4 separate regions of the Mus musculus genome follow, and all the other regions are linked to region 4. A link is a loop called in an ENCODE intact Hi-C map of the cell type or tissue named here. Cell type or tissue: left cerebral cortex. All regions are shown on one strand. Region 1 has its middle 90 kb from the start of Reg3b. Region 2 has its middle 30 kb from the start of Reg3b. Region 3 has its middle 38 kb from the start of Reg3b. Region 4 has its middle 8.5 kb from the start of Reg3g.

Region 1 (5,000 bases), 180 kb before region 4:
TATGGATGGGAGGCGAAGTCTTCCTTATTCTGTTATTATAGATCCTTTAAAAGGCTAATGAAAAATGCAGCGTGAGGGCTGAGAAGTAGCACAACATATGGTCCCTGGAAAGGGAGGGGCAGAGCTTATGTGATGAATGTGAAAGAGACTCTGACAAGGTGAGGCAGAATCTAATGTAAGGCTGACCTCCTGGGATTGCTTTTCTTCACACCCTAGTGCACTACACGTGAGCAGCTGTTATGGCCTCAGATGGGCTTCTGAGAGCTACCTTGTCTTGATAGCTGTGTCACTATGCAAATCATTACAGAATACATCAAGAAAAAGTGGGTAACTTGGGCTTCCTTCTCAAAGAGTTGAGCATTCTGATCTTCGGAGGAGGTTATAGTGGCAGGATTTTGTTGTTGTGGTCTTGGAAACCTGAATGATTAACAAGGGTTTAATGTTCTGCCAGAGACCTAGTTCTGTGCTGCTACCACAGAAGCATTAAGGATGCTTTCTGGAATGTTGGGGGGGGGGAGCTTGGAACTTGAGCATTTAAGGGCTGTTGAAAGGTTAAATTGTTGGAAGAGAAGTTGGTTTTAATTGAGTGAAAAGTATTGATGTTCGACAGAATTTTAAATGCTTCCTTATTTTTGTTGGAGATTATGTGTTTTAAGGTGGTCTATTTGGATGTCAAGCTGAGAAGGGGTGCATAAGTAAAATTAGTTGTCAGCTTGATTGGATGCAGAAGCACCTAGGTGAAATTCACTTCTCAGTATAGTCTTGAGAATGTTTACAGAGATGATTAATTAAAGAGACATGGATAATCATGAACATGAGGGGGGCAGCAAATATGCTGGACAGGTAAAGAGGGAAGAAGGAGAAAGACTCCTGGTATAGACATTTTGTCTGCTTCCTTGTTGTGAGCTCAAGAGCTTTGCTCCACTATGATGCTCTGATCCATCACAGGCACAGAGACCTAGAACGATGAAGGCCTGGACCAAAACCTCTGAAACCAAGAATAGAAATAAATGCTGTTGCTCTCAAGATGTTTCCCAAGGTGATTTTGTTGCTGTAATGCAAAGTCTAAAACATATACTCTCAGCATGATTAAAGTTTTATCCACAGATTACTATTAACAATGTCACATAGACCATTTCTTATTTGTTTACACACAGAAATATGGGGGACAATGAATTAAACTCTTATAACTTGAATGTTTAATTTTCTCCCTCATATTTGGATTAAAGTTCTGTCCTGGTTTTATTCCTTTACTGTGATCAAACACTCTGACCAAAAGCAACTTAGGGGAAGAAACGATTTTCTTAGCTTCTACATTCAGTGCTCACTGTCATCACCGAGGAAATTTAAGGCATGAATCTAAAGGCAGGGTCACTTGCTATTTCATGTGTAATTATCTCCAGGCAAGGAACTCATTTCATAGTCAAGAAATACAGCAGGAACCATGGAGTATCTGATTAGCTGGCTTACTCACAACATCATGCTTAGCCAGCTTTCTCTTTCAGCCTTGGGCTATCTGTCAAGGGTGTGATGCCACCCAGAGTGGGCTGGACTTTCCTACTTCATTAAACGACCCAGAAAATTTCCAACAACCATGGCTACATGTCAGTTTAACTCAGAAGTCCCTAAAATTGAGAGTCCTTTCTCAGGTGGATCTAGTCTGTGCTAAGATGAAAGTTAAAGCTAACTCAACCAAATTCAATCTCCAGTTGAGGTTACTGCCTAGTTGTGCCAGTAGTAAGGATTGAGAGTGAACGTTAGTCAGCCATTGGGTTTATAGTAATTTTCTATTTAATATTTAGTGTGCTATGTTGATGTTGAATTCATCTCTTCCATCTTAACTAGCTAAGAGCTAGAATTCTTTCTTCATATCAGGCTCTAGAATGTGAGGACTCGAGACAGATTTTTGGTTATTTGTCACTTACAGAGAAAACAAATAAAATGTTTCGGTGGAAGATTAGGTTTGAAGCTAGAATAGTTTGCTCATGCCTGTAATCACAGTACTCAGGAAACCCAGGCACTAGGAAGCCCATATGTTGGAGGCTTATACCTGACTGCGTAGTAAGTGTTAGCCTCAAGAAAACAAAAATAATGAAGCAGGTTCAGAGTTTTATCATAAACTATGCATCTAGAATCGTTTTAGATGACACACATAGTAGTATGCTCTTGTTAGAAACTCCAGAACATCCCTCATTCAGATTGTACTGACTGAGAAGCAGAGAATAATCAAGGCAGACAGAAAAGGCCAGGCTTTTTGAGACACTTGTGAGGTAATTAGACTGCCTTTACTCTGCAGACAGCACCCACTCCTTTTCCAAGACGCTCGTGCATTGTGATTGCACCCAGACGGTGAACAGATTTGCTTCATATTGTGGTGGGAAGAATGTGAAGAGGGAGCTACTGAGTAGGAGGGAGGCTACAGGCGAACACTTCCTCCAGCAGACAGGAAAGAAGGAAGGTGGGTGAGGCCTTCCATCCTTCCTTCCTTCCTTCCTTCGCTGCCAGGTTCAGTTACAGCCACATTCAGAGAATCTTACCCACAACAGCCATGGAAATGTCAATTGATCTGTGCCTGACCAGTTAATGAGATATGTATGGTAGGATGCCTGGCCAAAAGCAATTCTAGAGTTATGAGAGTTTGTTGTTGTTTGGTTGGATTTTTAAAAAAAAGATTTATTTGTTTATTTAATGTATATGAGTATTCTGCTTTCATGCACAGCAAAAGAGAATATTGTATCCCATTACAGATGGTTGTGAGCCACCATGAGGTTGCTGGGAATTGAATTTAGGACCTCTAGAAGAGCAGTCAGTACTCTTAGCCACTGAGCCATTTCTCTAGCCACCGAGATCTGTGTTTTTAAAGTTTTCGGAACTTCTATTTATTTCATTCTCAAAGAAATTTGTCAGTTGTCCAAACAGGTTACCTGGATGAATACTGCCCAAGTACATAGTCCAAATAGTCCAGATATCTCCAGAGATTTATTATATAACATCATAGACTTGTATTATATGGCTGTCCCTTTGGAAAGATTTCTGTTTTAACAATTTATCATTGAAAACATCTTACATTCATCCTGAAAATATGACTGACGATGTTTCACTCAATGAAGGAACTTGATGTGGAGCCCTGGCTACCTGCAGGGATTTGACTTCTGAGAGCCATGCGGTGAAAAGAAAGACCTAACTCTTGAAAGTTGTCTTTTGAGACATGGACCCAATTAATACACACACACACACACACACACACACACACACACACACACACCACAAGGGACAGGGAGAGAGAGAGAGAGAGAGAGAGAGAGAGAGAGAGAGAGAGAGAGAGAGAGAGGGAGAGGGAGAGAGAGAGAGAAGATGGTAAGCAAATAGAAAACAAAATATAATAGTGATAAATTTTTTAATCTCATTTTAATGCCATCTGATTCAGAGATAGGATTTTAATGTGTGTGTTTGCATGTTCATACATGTGTGGGTAGATGTTTGTGTAGGATGGGATGGTTGCCTACATTTATCATTTTGATACCATCTAGGATCACTCAGAAAGGAAATTTGCAGCAAGATATTGTCTATGTTAGTTTGTCTATATACATGTAGCTGGAGGATTATCTTGATTATTTTAATTTAGGTAGAAAGACTTGACCACTGTGGGTGGCAGCATCTTCTGAGCAGATTTAACTGTATAAGAGTAGACAAAGTAAACTGATGTACAAGTGTGCATTAATCTGTTGTTTTCTTCCCTTGGGTGTAGATGTAATACGATTAGATGATTCCATGTTTCTGTAACCTTAAGTTCCTGGCAACAGTGTACTTTACCCTGAAACTAAGTGAAATTTCCCTTTCTCCCCTAAGCTACTATTTTCAGCACATTTTAACACAATGGCAGAAATAAGACTAAGACTGTGGGTGCACATATACATAAGCCCATGTACAAGGAAAGGCCAGCTGATATGCTTATATATTATTCCTTAAGCATTACCCACTGAATTTTATTGAGATTTGGCCTGAAACTCATTAAGAGGGCCAGGAGGGATGCTCAAGAACTCCCTTGTCTTCATCTCCCCCATGATGGGATTAAAGAATGGGGTGATTTTACGTTACTATTGTCTTATCTTCAAAGATAACCAAAGAGATGCTTAGGGAATTAGTTTTGTGCAGCTAGAAACCAAGGGGTACTAAACACTCCCAGCAAACAATTAGAAGTATGAAAGATGCAAAGGATTGTAAGCAGGCTTCAAGGGAGGCATAGCTACTTAAATATTCTGATTTGGGATCTCTGCCCCTCAAGAAACAGAAAATTTCAAATGCTTTACATCAACCTATTTGAAAGCCCTGGAAACTCAAGCGGATGTCTTCCAAGATCATCTTTACAACTGTTTAAAATAATTTGAATCATTCACTTCTTCTTGATAGCCCTTTTAATCCCTTTAAATATCTTTGTACCTTTTGATCCAGGCTCTCTTTGATATATATTTGGTGAGATGTGGCTCCTTTTTTTCTCTTTATCTTTTTTGTCTCTTTTCTATGACTTCTTCTGAAATCCTACCCATTTTTCATGACATCATTTAAATTTCACCTTCCTGAGGAACGTTATCTCTTGCCAGTCCTCTTCTCCATCATTGCTTGCCATCTGTGCTATTATCAAGTCACTTATGACTGTCATAATCAGAACCATTGGAAAAATATGACCTGAGTATTTACTGTATTTGAACAGGCACTTCTCTATTGTCTGTAGTTGACTGAGCCCAATACCTGTTTGGGGGTATGCATAAGACAGTGTAGTCAAATTAATTAGAAGGACTCTCAGCATGCTCTTTCAGACATATGTGTGGCATATTTGTAACTATTCCTTTTAACATTGACTGTAGAAAAATCTCCAATATATTTGCAAGCAAAGATGAAGTGAAACCTGCATGGGTTTTGGAGACAGTCTTTAACTTATGACCCATTTTGTTTTGCCTCTGTATGCACGCTCAGGCCAGATGTTGAAACAGATCCAGGAC
Region 2 (5,000 bases), 120 kb before region 4:
GAAAGAAGCTGAGGAGAAGGGTAATCCTGTAGGAGAACCAGCAGTCTCAATTAATCTGAACCCCTGAAATCTCTCAAACACTGGACCACCAAACAGATAGCATACATCAGCTGATATGAGGCTCCCAACATACATACAGTAGAAGACTTCCAGGTCTGTGTTCATTCAGAGATGATGCACCTAATCCTGAAGAGTTTGGAGGCTCCAAGGAGTTTAGAGGTCAGATGGGGGGGGGACCCATGTGGAGACAGGGTGGGGTGGGGAGGAGGTGTGAGATGTGGGGCAGACAGAGGGTGGATGGGGGAACAGGGAATGGAATTTGGAGTGTAAAGCTAAATTAAAAAATAAAACAAAACAAATATTGTATTTGTATTGATTGATGTGGAGAAAGCGTTCACCACGATGTGCATATGGAGATCAGGGAAAAACGTTATGCAGTTCTCTTTACCCAGTATTAGTTCCTTATTCAGCAATGAATTAGCAGAGAACTGAGAATTGCATGCCAGGAATGTCACGGGTGTGGGAAGGAAAAGAACTGCAGGAGGAACAAGAAGGAAATAGGGAGGGAAAGAGAGATTGCCAAATTGACATTCAAAGTTTCAGAGCCCATGTGTCACCAGCCCACAGTGTCAGGCTTCCCCTCTGGGACCCCCGTGTCTTCATTTGTAAAATATGATAGCGAACTTGATAACTTCTAAGGCTCCTTCTGGCACTGACATTCTGAAATCCCATTATTATTGCTTTAAATACTGAAACACTCCTTAATAGGCAAGAAATTAAAAGCCTTAACCTTTGGCTGTTAATATTATCAGTGCCAACATTTCATGACTTGAGATGAATAACTGATGATGAGAGAGACTACAGCTAGGGATATCATGAGAAGTGACAGGCGTTTCCCCCTCAGGTGATACTGGGAAGAGACTGCTGAAATCTTTTATATAATTCAAGTGATAATGGAATGGAGAGATTATTTCTGCAGGTCTTCGTTGGATAAAATGTAATAAATTGTCACATAATTCTTTTTCTTTCTTTTTGTTTGGTGCTCACATACACCCCTCCCTCATTTGTGTATGATAAATGTGAATGTCAAATTGAAGAGGACTGGCTAAGAAAGGGAAGAGTCCAACCACTGGCTATAATTGTTCAGTGTTTGTTCCTCAGTGAATTACTGGAATTGTTCAATGTGGTGAAAGTAACCATAGCCCACTGAAAATGTATTCATTATGGTCATATATCCATCTGAGCAGTCTGTAAACATATAAACTGTGCTCCAAGGAATTCTAGAAAGACAGAGAAGTTCATGCTCTAACCAGAGACTTTAACCCATTTATGGTGTGACCAGAAACCACAGATCTTACCTAGGCTTCAGACACATCACCCGAGGAAAGCTCCATTAAAATCCTCATTCATGGCAAAATTCACATATGTTTTGGCCTTTGTATCATGGTTTTGCATAAGTTGTCATATGTCTACAGACTTATGGGAGGAGAAATGGGATTCACTCTCCTATTGCCAATTTCTGTTTCTTGATAAAGTTTGAAACACGGGGAAAGCAAAATAGTAGGTTATTTGACCTTATTGCCCATCAACACCTGTAGAGGCTGCTAATGGCCTTTGAGCTTTTTTCTACCCCATGTTCCCCATAAATTAAACTTACATATAGCTAGAGAAACTCTGTTTACACATTAGGGTTTTCAATTGATTTCTCTTCTAAGTTTACGAAGGTCTTTGTATCTCCATTTACAATTTGGTTCCTCAATGATACTACTACTATATCAATGAAAGTGGTTTTCTTGGTTAAAGCTTTATTGCTGTGAAGAGACATTTTTATCAATAAAGGTAAGTTTATAACACATAAACCCAAACAAATATACAAACAAACAATAACAAACTATTTAAATGAGGCTGGCTTAGCGTTTCAGAGGGCTACTCCACTATCATCATGTCAGGAAACATAACATTATGTGGTGCTCGAGAAGGAGATGAGAATTTATAAGTGTTCTTGGTTGTTTGGTAGTAAATAAATCAATACAAAAATTTACCTGCTTTTGTATTTTTATAAATATAAACAAACTTCCAATAAAATAAAGCCCTATTGTAAAGCCACGTGGAACACTTCATTTGTAAAGATCCTCAAGGGTGTAAGAATGAAGCACAGTGGAGAATTAGGAGAGAGTTGCGGCCTGAATCTGCAGGGTCGGATGGATGACAGCTGAGATAAGTTAACCAGAAGCACAAAGTTGGGAATGGAGGAAATGTCACAGTCCCCTTTTCCCAATAAAGTAACTTGTTCTCCTCAGAGGGTGAACTTTGGGGTAGTCCAATACTTCTAATGAGGAGAGTGCACACAGCCCTTAGGCAGATGGGTTTTCCAATTTGGCAAGTGCTATGAGCACTTACTCAAATTAGAATTAGCAGCTGCCAGCTGCTTGATTCTACCAGTTCACTCTAGATGCTGCTGCTAACACCTACACCCAAGCAAGTCAAAAATAACACATTATACATTACCAAGAACAGTCCTTCAGTGAAGACACTAAGAAGAAAATTGAAAGTATCTAGGGAATACATAGAAGAGTCAACCTACTACCCATGCAGAGCAACTACAGCCCATTTTCCAAGGCAAGATTAGCAGTCAGAGCACTTGCAACTCTTAACAAAAAAACATAGGTTTAATTTCCAGCACCCACTATTGGCTTACAACCATCTGTACTTCTACTTCTCTTTTGTACTCTTCATACATACATATGCAATGAACTTACATATATTCAGGCAAAATACTCATGCATGTAAAATAAAATAATTCTTAAATATAATAGTCATATGTTTTTATTCACAGGTGAATTAACAAGTACAGATAGCTTTGTATTTCATAATGTGATGTATAAATGAACACACCAGCAAACTAATCAAAACTAAACAAATTATATTGGTGCAAGTAAAATAAAATGAAAAATACGTGTTAAATTAAAGAAATAGAGAGAAACTTCCTTGTGCACAGAGCTACATTTCTCTGTAGGCACCAAAATGGCTCAGTTGAGCCAGCAAAGATTGTTGATGAGATTTAGCTCCTCATGAGTAATGGCTCCTAATTTTTTGCTCTCTGCACATAGCAGTTAGATTCAGCTTCTGAATGACAGCTACTTCTGATGGCTAATGTCCCCTTTACCTGTTTTCAAAACCAATAATAATAATGAATATAATTGTTACCAATATTAAATGTCTATGGTTTTATATTCTGCATGATACTGCCTCTTTCTTGCCTGCCTAATCATCTGAATTTGTCTTTCTCTTCAAAATTTGAGGACTATGGGAATGTTGGACCTGGCTAAATAGTAAAAAATAATTTATGTATTTTAAAGGTCAGTTTATATGTAATCTTAATTACATTTCCAAAGCATTTTTGTGACAGCATATGAATTAGTGTGATACTGAAAAAAAGGGATGGCACTATTGAATTAAACATTTTAAGAAATATTGGAAAAATTGAGAATTGTTCATTTATTCATTCAACACAAAGGCTGAAAGTCCCACACCATCTCAGCTGAAAGACTACAGAAAGCAGGGTACAGTAATGAGAATCATTGACCCCTTACAAATATGAAGTCCGAAATGAATTGCAGTGTTTAAATATCAGTTTCACTTGGAACCACAAATCACAGTTGCCAGCTATGCAGTTTAAAAAAGATAAATCAATACATTCTTGGAGTGATGATAAGTTAGAAGGGTCATAAATTGCATGCATGCCTTACGAGAAATGAATGGGAAGACTTGCCCAGTATATTGACTGTTTTCTCTTTGAAATGTAGCCATAAATTATGACAGTCCCTTCTGCAGAGGAAGTCAGATTTATGATGCTGATTGGAAGAAACTGGTACAAGCTTTTATTGAACACTGACTTGGGGCCAGGCATCAGTGAACCACTTTCCCAGTCACAGTGTTGTTTGACTTTATGTGAGAGCAGAGTGTATGGCTATGTATTTTCTTATGTTTGCAGCAAGAGAACCAAGGAAGATCAGGAGGCAAGAATGCCGAGTGGTCATGAAGCTGATCATCTCAGGATCTCAGGCAGCTGAGGCAATCCATATTATGAAAAGAGGAAACAGTGGTGTTTGTCCATTCGGCTACTAGATAGACAGTTCTTAATTTCTCAGATCTATCATTTATCTATCAATGTAATTATCTATCATCTTATTCTCTGTTCATATACATGTGTTATCTATCCAGCTATTTTCTATTTATTCATCCATTTTAGGAGAATCTAAATGTGACCTTCTCTATTAAGTATACCAATGTTTTAGATCAATCTGTTTGAGGAAAAAACTAAAAACCCTAAGTGGTATGTGTTAAAACAGTAACTATCACTATAGAGAGACGGTTCAGTGGTTAAGAGGACTGGCTGCTCTTCCAGAGGTCCGGAGTTCAATTCCCAGCAACCACATGATAGTTCACAACCATCTGTAATAGGATACAATGCCCTCTTCTAGCATGTCCGAAGACAGTTACAGTGTGTGTGTGTGTGTGTGTGTGTGTGTGTGTGTGTGTGTGTGTGTGTTATATTATATGATATATAATCTTAAATAATAAAGTAGAACTATTTCCAATTTTCTGCGGAACTGCCAGGCTGATTTCCAGAGTGGTTGTACAAGCTTGCAATCCCACCAACAATGGAGGAGTGTTCCTCTTTCTCCACATCCTCACCAGCATCTGCTGTTACCTGAGATTTTGGTCTTAGCCATTCTGACTGGTGTGAGGTGGAATTTCAGAGTGGTTTTGATGTGCATTTCTCTGATGACTAAGGATATTGAGCATTTCTTTAGTTACTTCTCAGACACTTGGTATTCCTCAGTTGACAATTCTTTGTTTAGCTTTATATCCCTTTATTTTATAGGGTTATTGGGTTCTCTGGAGTCTATCTTCATTAGTTCTTTGTATATGTTGGATATTAGCCCTTTATCGGATGTAGGATTGGAAAAGATCTTTTCCCAATCTGTAGGTTGTTG
Region 3 (5,000 bases), 130 kb before region 4:
AGAGAGAGAGAGAGAGAGAGATTGGTGTGTGTGTAATATATGTTCACAAATGTGAGTCGGTTGTGTCCCCATATACTCTGTGGAAGCAGAGAGTCTCTCAGTGAATCTGGTGCCAGGCAAAACATCAGAGAACTCTGACATTCCTCTTGTCTTCATTCTCAAGTACATTAGAATTACAAACATACAAACATGCATACCGCCATACAAGGATTTTTACATGGGTGCTTGAGATTTGAACTTAGTTCTTCATGCTTGCAGAGAAAACATTCAGCTGCAGAGAACTTTCTCTAGGCTCTTACCCTGTTTTTAAACAAAACCCATAACAATAGCACTGCATAGTCAAACAATCTGGACCTAATGTCTATCACAGAGGCTGTCTTCCACAGACACTGTTCTTCAGATGAACTTCTCAGTATGCTGGGTGCATGCTCACTTTCAGTGACTCAATCCAAAGCAAATTGACTGATACCTTTTCTTAGAGAAGATTACCTCTGTCTGACATGCCTGCATTTTGTGTATATGCAGTATCTTGCCTCCATTCCATGTACTGGAGTGATACCTAGGTAAAGCTAACAACAGTGTCTAAGATTTACTGTTTCATGGCCTGAAGAGTGGTAGTGGAAACAATGTTGAGTTTCCCCCCCTCCCCCACCCATCTCTTTCTCTCCAAATTGCTTAATTAACACCTGTAGAGGAATCTATTACCATCTTTATGAGGGTGGTTATAACATTTCTACAATGAGTATCCCCATAACAAATTCTTCAGCAGAACTGCAGAAAACCCCTTAGGGTGAATTTCTACAATCAGAATTTGGAATTTTCATTTGCTGCTATGAGTAGATTGTTACCCTTGTATTTTATTACATTATTGTTGATGCAATGAATCTATATAATTATTGATTCTTTTCTCCCTTTACATGAAAGCTGTCTGTCTCCCCACCAACTGGATAATGCAGTGAGATTTAGTCACCATTGGGGTAGCAGTCCCTCACAGTACTGAAGCCAAGTAGTTTCTGATAACAAGGTTGACAACAGTATTATTCTGTTGTTTTCAGTAGTTTTTATTGTCATTACTTAATCGGAATCACTTTGGGTTGGGAAACAAAAGTTTGTGCTGTCCAGTGGTGAGGATGAATAAATACCCAGTTTTTACATGCTTGTAGGTGAATCTTAACTCTCTTTGACATGTTTATGGACATTTGAATTGTGTCTTAGGAATTGACTGCTTATTTCAGTCCTATCTTTGTGAATATTTTCTCAGGTTCTAGAAGGAGGGGTTTCATCAAACAATCTGATCCACATGTCATTCTTTCTGCAGGAATAAGACCTTAGGGAGCATATTGCTACCATCAGTTGTTATGGGTGCCCTCCTTCCATTCAGCTGGCTCTTCTCTCTAGGATTCACCTGCTCACAATATGCACCCTCTAGTTGGCCTCTTTATCTTGCCTCTCTTATGTGGACTAGTCTCTAGGCAGAGGCCTATAGTTTCCCAGAACAAATTTTGATTTATTAAAAATCTAATTGCAATTTCACCATTGGAAATTCATCCTAGATGCATCACCAAACCACGTTCTTGAACTGCTTTGTCAGTAACAAAGTATGCATTGTCTAATTCATTTGTCTTCCTCTGTGGCCAGTCATAAGTAGCTCCAAGCTCATTAAGTCAAGGGGAGAGGTGGTTTTTATTTCTGTCAAGTATCACGTTATTCATATATTAAAATTTAAAAAGTACATATATACATGTATGTATGTATGTATGTGTGTGTATATATATATATCTTGACATGTATGCATATATATGCATTTGTGTATGTGTAAATATCTGTGTATGGTTTTCTTGAGCTTGCATGAACATGAGTGTGCATGAGTATGTGTGAGTGTGCATGTGTGTAATCCTTCTTTAGATGTTTTTCAGAATTGTGTGCAATACCTCAGGGAAGAATTTGCCAAGAGTTGATTCAACAGTGCAGATAGACTAATAGAATGTGCAGTGCAATCACTGAATGGTTCTACAGAATAGGCAGGTCCATGGATGTATTGGCAGATCCAGAAAGAAAAGGAGATGAGACTTTATAAAAATATATGTTAAAGCAGAGGCCTTTTGAATACAGAAATCCAAGGAAAAAGAGCAATTTTAGGTGTTTGTTTAAGGAAGGACCACCACAAGGGTGACACACATAACACAGCAAAGGTAAATCAGTCATGCATGTTGCACATGATCACTTAGGGGTGACCTCTTTTACACATTGGTCAATGGTTGTGTTTCAGGAGTATCAGTCTTTAAATGTACAGATATTTTTCTACCGATTGTTGGGTTAGTTTTTATCATCGTTCAAAGCATGAAGCATCGACAAGCACAGCATTAACAAGCTATGCTAGTCAATGGCTTTAAACACTTCTAGGCTTGGAAAGATTCTTTTGGAAGCAATAATATAAGAAGCCACAAGATGGGGGTGTTTGCACACACAAACGTGCAGTTTAGCCCGCAGTTCACTCACCACTTGTGGCTATTTATGTTCATAAAAGTTCACGTTAATGACGATAGTAATTCTGTAGTTGAATCAGTGACATACAAAGAACTCAGTTACTTGGTGAAAATAAACAAGGTGAAAGTAAACTTTTCTAATCCCCCAATCTTTTTCTATTGAATTATATTTGGCTTTTGTTTGTCATTGAAATTTTGTGAGGGCTTTTAGGAGACACCAATTCTTCTCATTACTTATAACCTTGGATAAAAAGGGGAAATAAATGTCCAATGATAAAATGTTGATAATCTGAATAGTGATATCAATGTGCAGCAGAATATTAGGTAGTTACTAATAATGGCAATTTTTAGTATGCATGAAAACTTTCATGATATAATTTTAATAATATAGAAAATAAATAACATAATACACCCATAATTTTTAACCCAGTGAGTCCAATTAGTACTGCAAGTATGTGTATAGATGCAGGGCTGAACACTGGAGCATGAAGTTGGGAGAAAACCATGGGGTATTTGTGAGGTGTTGGAGAGAAAGGGTAGAGTTGGATATGATGATCAAAGCACATTCTATTCTGGTATGAAATCTTAAAAGGGGGCTGGAGAGATGGCTTAGTGGTTAAGAGCACTGACTGCTCTTCCAGAGGTACTAAGTTCAATTCCCACCAACCACATGATAGATCAACAACCATCTATAATGGGATCTGATGCCCTCTTCTGGTGTGGCTGAAGATAGTAAGTGTACTTATATACATAAAATCAATAAATCTTTTAAAAAACAGAACTCCTAAAGGAATAAATAAAAGCTTTATATATATACCTGCACACAAAATGAAAGAAAAAGGTTTTGATCTTACTGATGTTTAAATGTTGGTGGTGAAATTACAGAATTCTAGGGTTTGCTTTTGGGATGTTCTTCATGCTCTCAATATTGGTCTAAGTTCAGGAGGGAATATCACCTCCAGGAGAAGCCAAGAAAAAGAAAATACAGCATTTTCAACTTGGGCTAAAGTTGCAGTATGTTTGAGAAGATTCTGGAAATGTGTTTAGTTCTTGTTATTCATGATGCATTGAGGGTAGCTAACTTTTTCCTCACTGCTCAGGAAGGGAGTGCATGTGACTGGCTTTGGATTCTCCCTGCAGGGATGCACAGTATAGATCCTGCACCCAATGTCATGTTCTCTGTTCAAACATGAAAAAGTAAATTAGCAACAACACATTTCACAATGTCAGAGAGGCTAACTCAGACTTGCTATGTCCCTATATAAATGTTTATACACTTAGAAAACTTCTTTCCTCTGTGATTAACAGAGATTACTTAAAGTGCAGGGAGCATCTAACACCTGGTTGATGGAAGCCCATTCTAGCTCCATTGCACACAATTGCTCAGGTCACAGCACTTCCTGCCTCTCGAGAGGTAAAGAAGCCTCGAGGACCAGCTAGCCGCTGGATCTTTAATCCTGGCCAGGTTCACTGGGATCTGAGTCATACCAACATCTGGCCTTAAGCCTTATTATATTCTGTGAGTTTTAAAGTTCTTATTTATAAAATGGCAACCCCCCACATCTAATGTAAAGTTGGAATACCATTAAGGTGCTGAACTCTGGAAAGAGTTAAGAGTTAAGGGTTTTCTTAATATGAAGATGTCAATTGGTTAATTAAAAATACTTTTTACCCTCTCTCATTAAACATGCTGTGTGTACACTCAATACCATATGATTGAGTTAAAGAGGAGATTAGATATGCTCATTCTGCAGAAACATATCATCTGGACAGTGGAAAGAAAAAAAATAGAAATGAACCTTACAAAGACCTTTATTTTAAACTGGTTATAGTAGCTTTTTGGTCCTCTTACTCTAGGAATCACTTGTAATCTTCTAGCATGTTCATATTTATAACAGTAAGAGTTTTGTGGTTTTTTTTTTTTTACCTTTTTCAGAATATTCAATTTTCTTTTTTAGTGTGTGTGTGTGCGTGTGTGTGCATGCGTGCATGTGACATATATGCTGGTGCCTGAGGAAACCAGAAATCTTTCAAAAAGAAAATTAAATATAGCCTGTTACAAAAAATTATATTTTATTGTTCAAATGAAATACTCAGAATTAACATATCTATAGAAATGGAAGTAGATAAATGGTTGCCTTTGGTAAAGCAGAGATGGGATATGGAGCCTGGGGAACTAATAGGTCTGAGATTGAAAAACATTCCGAAATGGTATTATGACTAGAGAGAGTTACATAATCTGTACTGTATTGAGATATAGACATTAAGAAGTGGAGCTGTTATGGTATACAGAATACATTTAGATAAAGTTGCTAAAAATAAAAACAATAAAAAATAAGAAGCAGATGCAGAGTTGAACAACAGATTGAACATAGAGACAAATTTCTCCATGAAATAGGAGAAAGTCAATCAACATTCTCCCAGACAACACAGAATTTTCACATGTATCAATTTGCAAAGTCAAAAGAGTTTAGAAATAATAAAACCTGGAATCTGATAATCCAGAGGATGGAG
Region 4 (5,000 bases):
AACCTGTCATTGTTACAAACAGACCAGATGCATGCATTCAGTGTCCTTTGGCAACTAAAGAATATGATTGCATTCACTGTTTATAGAAAGAAAGATATATTTCCCTTATAAACTTTTAAGGCAGCATAGATTTTCAGTAGATGAAGAAATAAATTGAACTGATTTTAAGAACGCCTGTGAGGCCTCCCTCCAGCCATAACAAGCAATGCTAACATTTGTCATTGGAATTTAAAATCTGCATTTTCATAAAACAAACAGAAAAAAACCACGAGAAGTTGATGTTCCTGGATTCTCTTTCTTATGTAGTTTACCTGCTAGCACTATTAAATATAGAAGGATGTATAAAGGTGATACTTAATCTTTTACATTTGTCATTTATAATCTGGAGTCAGACTGGAGACTATGATATTGACAACTGTGACTAAACCATATAATTCTTCTGTGCCTTGTGTCCCATCATGCATATCACCAGGCGGTGGCAATATTTGTAAATTTTATTTGATGATTATATACATTGATGCATTGTAGGGATGTATAAAATGGCAGGCAACTGGTCAAGTTTCAATAAATTTGGTCATTATTACATTTTAACAGCAATGATATTCTGAAGTAAAAAACAGAGGAACCTGTCTTTTTTAATTATGGGACCTTAACTTGTTTATATGAGAAAATAACTAATGAGAAACAGCTTTATTGACAAAGGAGTCATTCAATCTGATAGGTAGTGGGTCAGTCCATCATTGTGGTGTAGGCAGAGCCACAGCTAGGGCAGGTATGGTGAAAAGAGCAGCAGGTGTCACAGTGCAAGGGACCAGGAATTGGAACCAGGCTATAAAACCCCAAGATCTGTACACTTTCATCCATCTCCGAACTTTGGCACAAGTTTCTGAAGCAGAAACACTAGCTGAGGACTGATGGTTCCAAAGCCTACAGCATTATGATGGGAGGAGATGCATTCCAAAGTGAAAAGCACACTTCAGACAAGGGACCTGGAGAAGCGGAACTCAATGGTAACTGCTCTCTGCCCAGGTGAAGGTTTTACTAATGAACTGATTTGCTTTAGGAATATTAATTGGAAAAATATATATTGTGCCCACTCCTCCAGGAACAAACTAAATGTTAGAAGAGTTTTCTCTTCTGTGATTGAACACAGTTTGGGCCTTAAGGCACATTCTGAGGGTAAGGAAATGTTGAGGTAGAATTATGGAACCTGCTAGAAGGGAGAGTTTGTAAACCATAAATGCTTCTCACATGAAGGTAAGTTTGGAGCTGAGATGAAAGGATGGACCATGTAGAGACTGCCATATCCAGGGATCCACCCCATAATCAGCATCCAAACGCTGACACCATTGCATACACTAGCAAGATTTTATTGAAAGGACCCAGATGTAGCTGTCTCTTGTGAGACTATGCCGGGGCCTAGCAAACACAGAAGTGGATGCTCACAGTCAGCTAATGGATGGATCACAGGGCTCCCAATGGAGGAGCTAGAGAATGTAGCCAAGGAGCTAAAGGGATCTGCAACCCTATAGGTGGAACAACATTATGAACTAACCAGTACCCCGGAGCTCTTGACTCTAGCTGCATATATATCAAAAGATGGCCTAGTTGGCCATCACTGGAAAGAGAGGCCCATTGGACTTGCAAACTTTATATGCCCCAGTACAGGGGAACACCAGGGCCAAAAAGGGGGTGTGGGTGGGCAGGGGAGTGGGGGTGGGTGGGTATGGGGGACTTTTGGTATAGCATTGGAAATGTAAATGAGCTAAATACCTAATAAAAAATGGAAAAAAAAAAGAAAATAGTTTCTCAGAAGGCATCTATTCGTAGCTCAGTCTATGAGCAGTGATCTTTGATAACTGCTATTTCCTATAAGGTCTGTTCCCACGCTGCCTCTATACCCCAGAGTTCTGGATCCTTTGGAATTCCTAGAACTGTTTTTAGACTTATGATGTCACCTATTCTACTCTGCTCCCCTAATTCCTTTCAAAACTCAACTCTGCATTTCAGATACAAGATGGCTTTGGTTTTAATGGGGGGGGGGATCTGAAGGGAAGGTATTTGTAGTGGGAGGAGAACAATGGAATGAGAAGAATGTTAATGACAGGGTAGCAAAATCTCCAGAGAGCAAAGTACCAGTGGCTTTTGTTCTAACAAAGCAACCAGTTTTCTACCTGAGTGGTTTCCAAACATCATAGAAACTTGGAGGTGGGACATGGATGCTTTCAGATCTAAGGAACAATAAACAGCTTGTGTGGACTTTGAAACACTTTCCATTACTGCTGCTTCCCCACCAGAGGACAGTTCATTTGGAGCTCTGTTGTTGTGGGAGATGTGAGCTTGGGGCTGGGACAAGTATTGTGCCAGCTGTTCCCACTTCAAACTGAGACCTAGAAAGTGGCTGAGATCCCCGGGGGTAAAATATCTCGGGCTCCTTTGTGTTGGTGAGCCTTCCTGAATTTCACTTAAGGATGGTCTGGCACTGCTGGGTGGAGAGACAGATGGGACATGGTCTGCAGATCCCAGCTGATGGGGGTGGAAGAGTATAAAAGAAGCCAGGAATCTAAGTAGTGACATACTGCATTTAGTAGGCTGCTAGCATGCACACATTGTGTTTAATTAGCAGTTTTGCAAGTCACAAGCATATGCTCTGTCACTTTTCATTGTTTTAATGGTATGCTATTATGTGCTTTAATGAAATCTTAGGTTTTCTCTAGTGAGTCCTGTTTATAATCAGCAGCGTAACATCATATGTTACCTCTACCCCCTTTGTTCATGCCCATAATCCTCTACCTCCCTACAAAGAGGAATTATAGAGACACAAAGGAAATCTGATTCTTTCCTGAGCCTCTTAGTGGGAATTCAGTAGGGAGATGGGTCAGAGAAAGGATTAACAAGCAAAGGAATCAAACATTGGCAGAATCAGTGTAGAGAGAAGGTAAATTCTCATAAAAACATGCTGTGGAACCCAGGAGCCCACAGTGAAATGAGCAGCAAAGACAGAGAAACTTGGGGACTGAACCCAAAGCAATAGAGCATAGTCCAAGGGTGTCCCCAGCATGAATGAAGCAAGTTGAGGAGTTGCTGAAGAAGAGCAGTTTCTTTGCTTCTTGATGGTCAGGATTGACCAATGTGAAAATTCTATTTTGTTTTGTGTTTTGGGATCAAATCTTGTTGTGTGGCCCAGATTAGACATGAACTCATTGCATCCATCAGGTTGGCCTCACACTTAACAAACAACCTCTAGCTTGAGCACCCAGATGCTGAAATTATAAGCATGAAACACCACGTCATATTCAAAAGGAACAAAGTCCTTGAATTTTAATGTGCAGGTTTATTCTGACATATTTCTGGCTGTTAGAATTTTTAAAGATGCTTGCTTTATCCACACTTTAAAGGAGACTCACTGAATAGCAATTTATAAGTCCATGACACATCTCAGAATCTATTATACTTCCTCCCTCTCTCCCCTCTTCCCTTCCTTTCTTATTTCCTTCAGTTTTCTTTTATTATATGGATATATAAGTGCCCTGAATTTCTGTGTTTACCCCGTGTGTACCAGTGCCTTCAGGGGCTAGAAGGAGGCATCAGGTCTCTAGAAATTAACGCATAGGAAGTTGTGAACCCCTTGATGTGGGTGCTAAAAACCTAAGCCAGGTCCTCTCCCAGAGCAGCAAATGCTCTTAACCATTCAGCCACTTCTCTAGGTCCTGCTCTGTTTTTAAACCGCCCAATGCAGTGATACCAATTTCCTGACATGAACTGTAATTATCTGGTTTTGGGACAGTCTCTGTTTACATCTAGGTTAAAGTGAAGAACGGCTTTTAACACTTTAGAACAAATCCTTTTTATTTTATTCTTGAGAAACCATCTTAAATAAGTGCTCTTATCTCTTACAACAACAACAACAACAACAACAACAACAACAACAACAACAACAACACACACACACACACACACACAATATCACCACTACCACCACCATCACCACTACCACCCAACAAGTTAGGATACCTTATGGAAAAACAAGAATAAATGAATAGACATGCCATAGGCAAAGATAGCCATTTGTAGACAGATATACCTCTGCATCAAAAAACTAAAACAAAGCCCAGAATCTATTTTTTTACTACAACATGTGATCATCTCACAATCCAAGTAGATTTCAATCCAATCCTGTTTAACTCAAGGTTAAAAATGCCTTGCTGCATTGACTTGTCTAGCTAATACACCAGTTAGGTTCATCCTATCTAAAAATTAACCATTTTTCTGAATAGATAATTATTCTCCTATATCATATTAAGAAATTCTAGTATGTTTTTTATCTTTGTAGGGGCAAACATTCTCACGACAGGCATAAATCCCCTGAATTACAATGCCAGGATTATCTATGGCAAGATAATCTTATTTTGTACTCAAGGTGTTGTTATGGAATTCAGGAATTCAGTCTTAATTGAAGGTTGAATAGGGTATAGCCACTCTCAAAGGCACTGAAACTCTCTCTCTCTCTCTCTCTCTCTCTCTCTCTCTCTCTCTGTGTGTGTGTGTGTGTGTGTGTGTGTGTGTGTGTGTGTGTGTGTGTGTGCACAAGCACATCTATCATAGGCATGTGGAGGTCAGGAGACAACTTCAGTTACTGATTGACAGATGCATACCGTCTTTTGCAAGAGAAGATAGTGAGCAGAATATATACTTGTGACCTCGTCATAAACATGGAAATCTATCTTTTTTTTTTCCTGTTCTCTTGGTTAGAACAAATCAACCAGGGCTGACCTTGAAACAGTTTTAAAACCAAAGCAAGAAAAACCTGGAGGCTCTTTATAATGTTTCAAAGATTTCTTGAAGCCTCTAGTCAAATAGTAGAAAGCAAACAAACTAAGAAAAATTCTCAGCTTAAAATTTTAAGTAAGCTTACATACTTTGAGCACTTTTATTATTAAGTTATATATGAGCAACAATCATTGAAATGTGACTGTTTCCACTGAGGGGACTCTCCCCAA

What was found. A loop is a pair of places that touch in the nucleus more often than their neighbours do. Peaks named below come from ENCODE experiments on the same cell type or tissue, not always from the same donor. Only the 100,000 strongest peaks of a DNase experiment are listed, where the experiment ranks them.
Region 1: a loop joins it to region 4, with 7 times the contacts of the local background. A loop is called at or near these places in 2 of 42 quality-filtered maps.
Region 2: a loop joins it to region 4, with 9 times the contacts of the local background. A loop is called at or near these places in 4 of 42 quality-filtered maps.
Region 3: it touches region 4 in a loop (5-fold over the local background); 4 of 42 quality-filtered maps call a loop at or near these places.

The regions. Positions count from the first base shown.
Region 1 is chr6:78,278,384-78,283,383 of GRCm38, forward strand. No RefSeq gene overlaps it. Among named protein-coding and RNA genes, the nearest start is that of Reg3b, 90 kb to the right of the region's middle. In left cerebral cortex, no CTCF peak of the experiment used is centred here; DNase peaks (open chromatin) are centred at 313, 335 and 2,341; H3K27ac peaks cover 70 bases.
Region 2 is chr6:78,338,044-78,343,043 of GRCm38, forward strand. No RefSeq gene overlaps it. Among named protein-coding and RNA genes, the nearest start is that of Reg3b, 30 kb to the right of the region's middle. In left cerebral cortex, no CTCF peak of the experiment used is centred here; a DNase peak (open chromatin) is centred at 2,450.
Region 3 is chr6:78,329,922-78,334,921 of GRCm38, forward strand. No RefSeq gene overlaps it. Among named protein-coding and RNA genes, the nearest start is that of Reg3b, 38 kb to the right of the region's middle. In left cerebral cortex, CTCF peaks have their summits at 2,440 (motif pointing right) and 3,212 (motif pointing left); a DNase peak (open chromatin) is centred at 2,443.
Region 4 is chr6:78,457,907-78,462,906 of GRCm38, forward strand. No RefSeq gene overlaps it. Among named protein-coding and RNA genes, the nearest start is that of Reg3g, 8.5 kb to the right of the region's middle. In left cerebral cortex, no CTCF peak of the experiment used is centred here; DNase peaks (open chromatin) are centred at 2,488 and 3,028.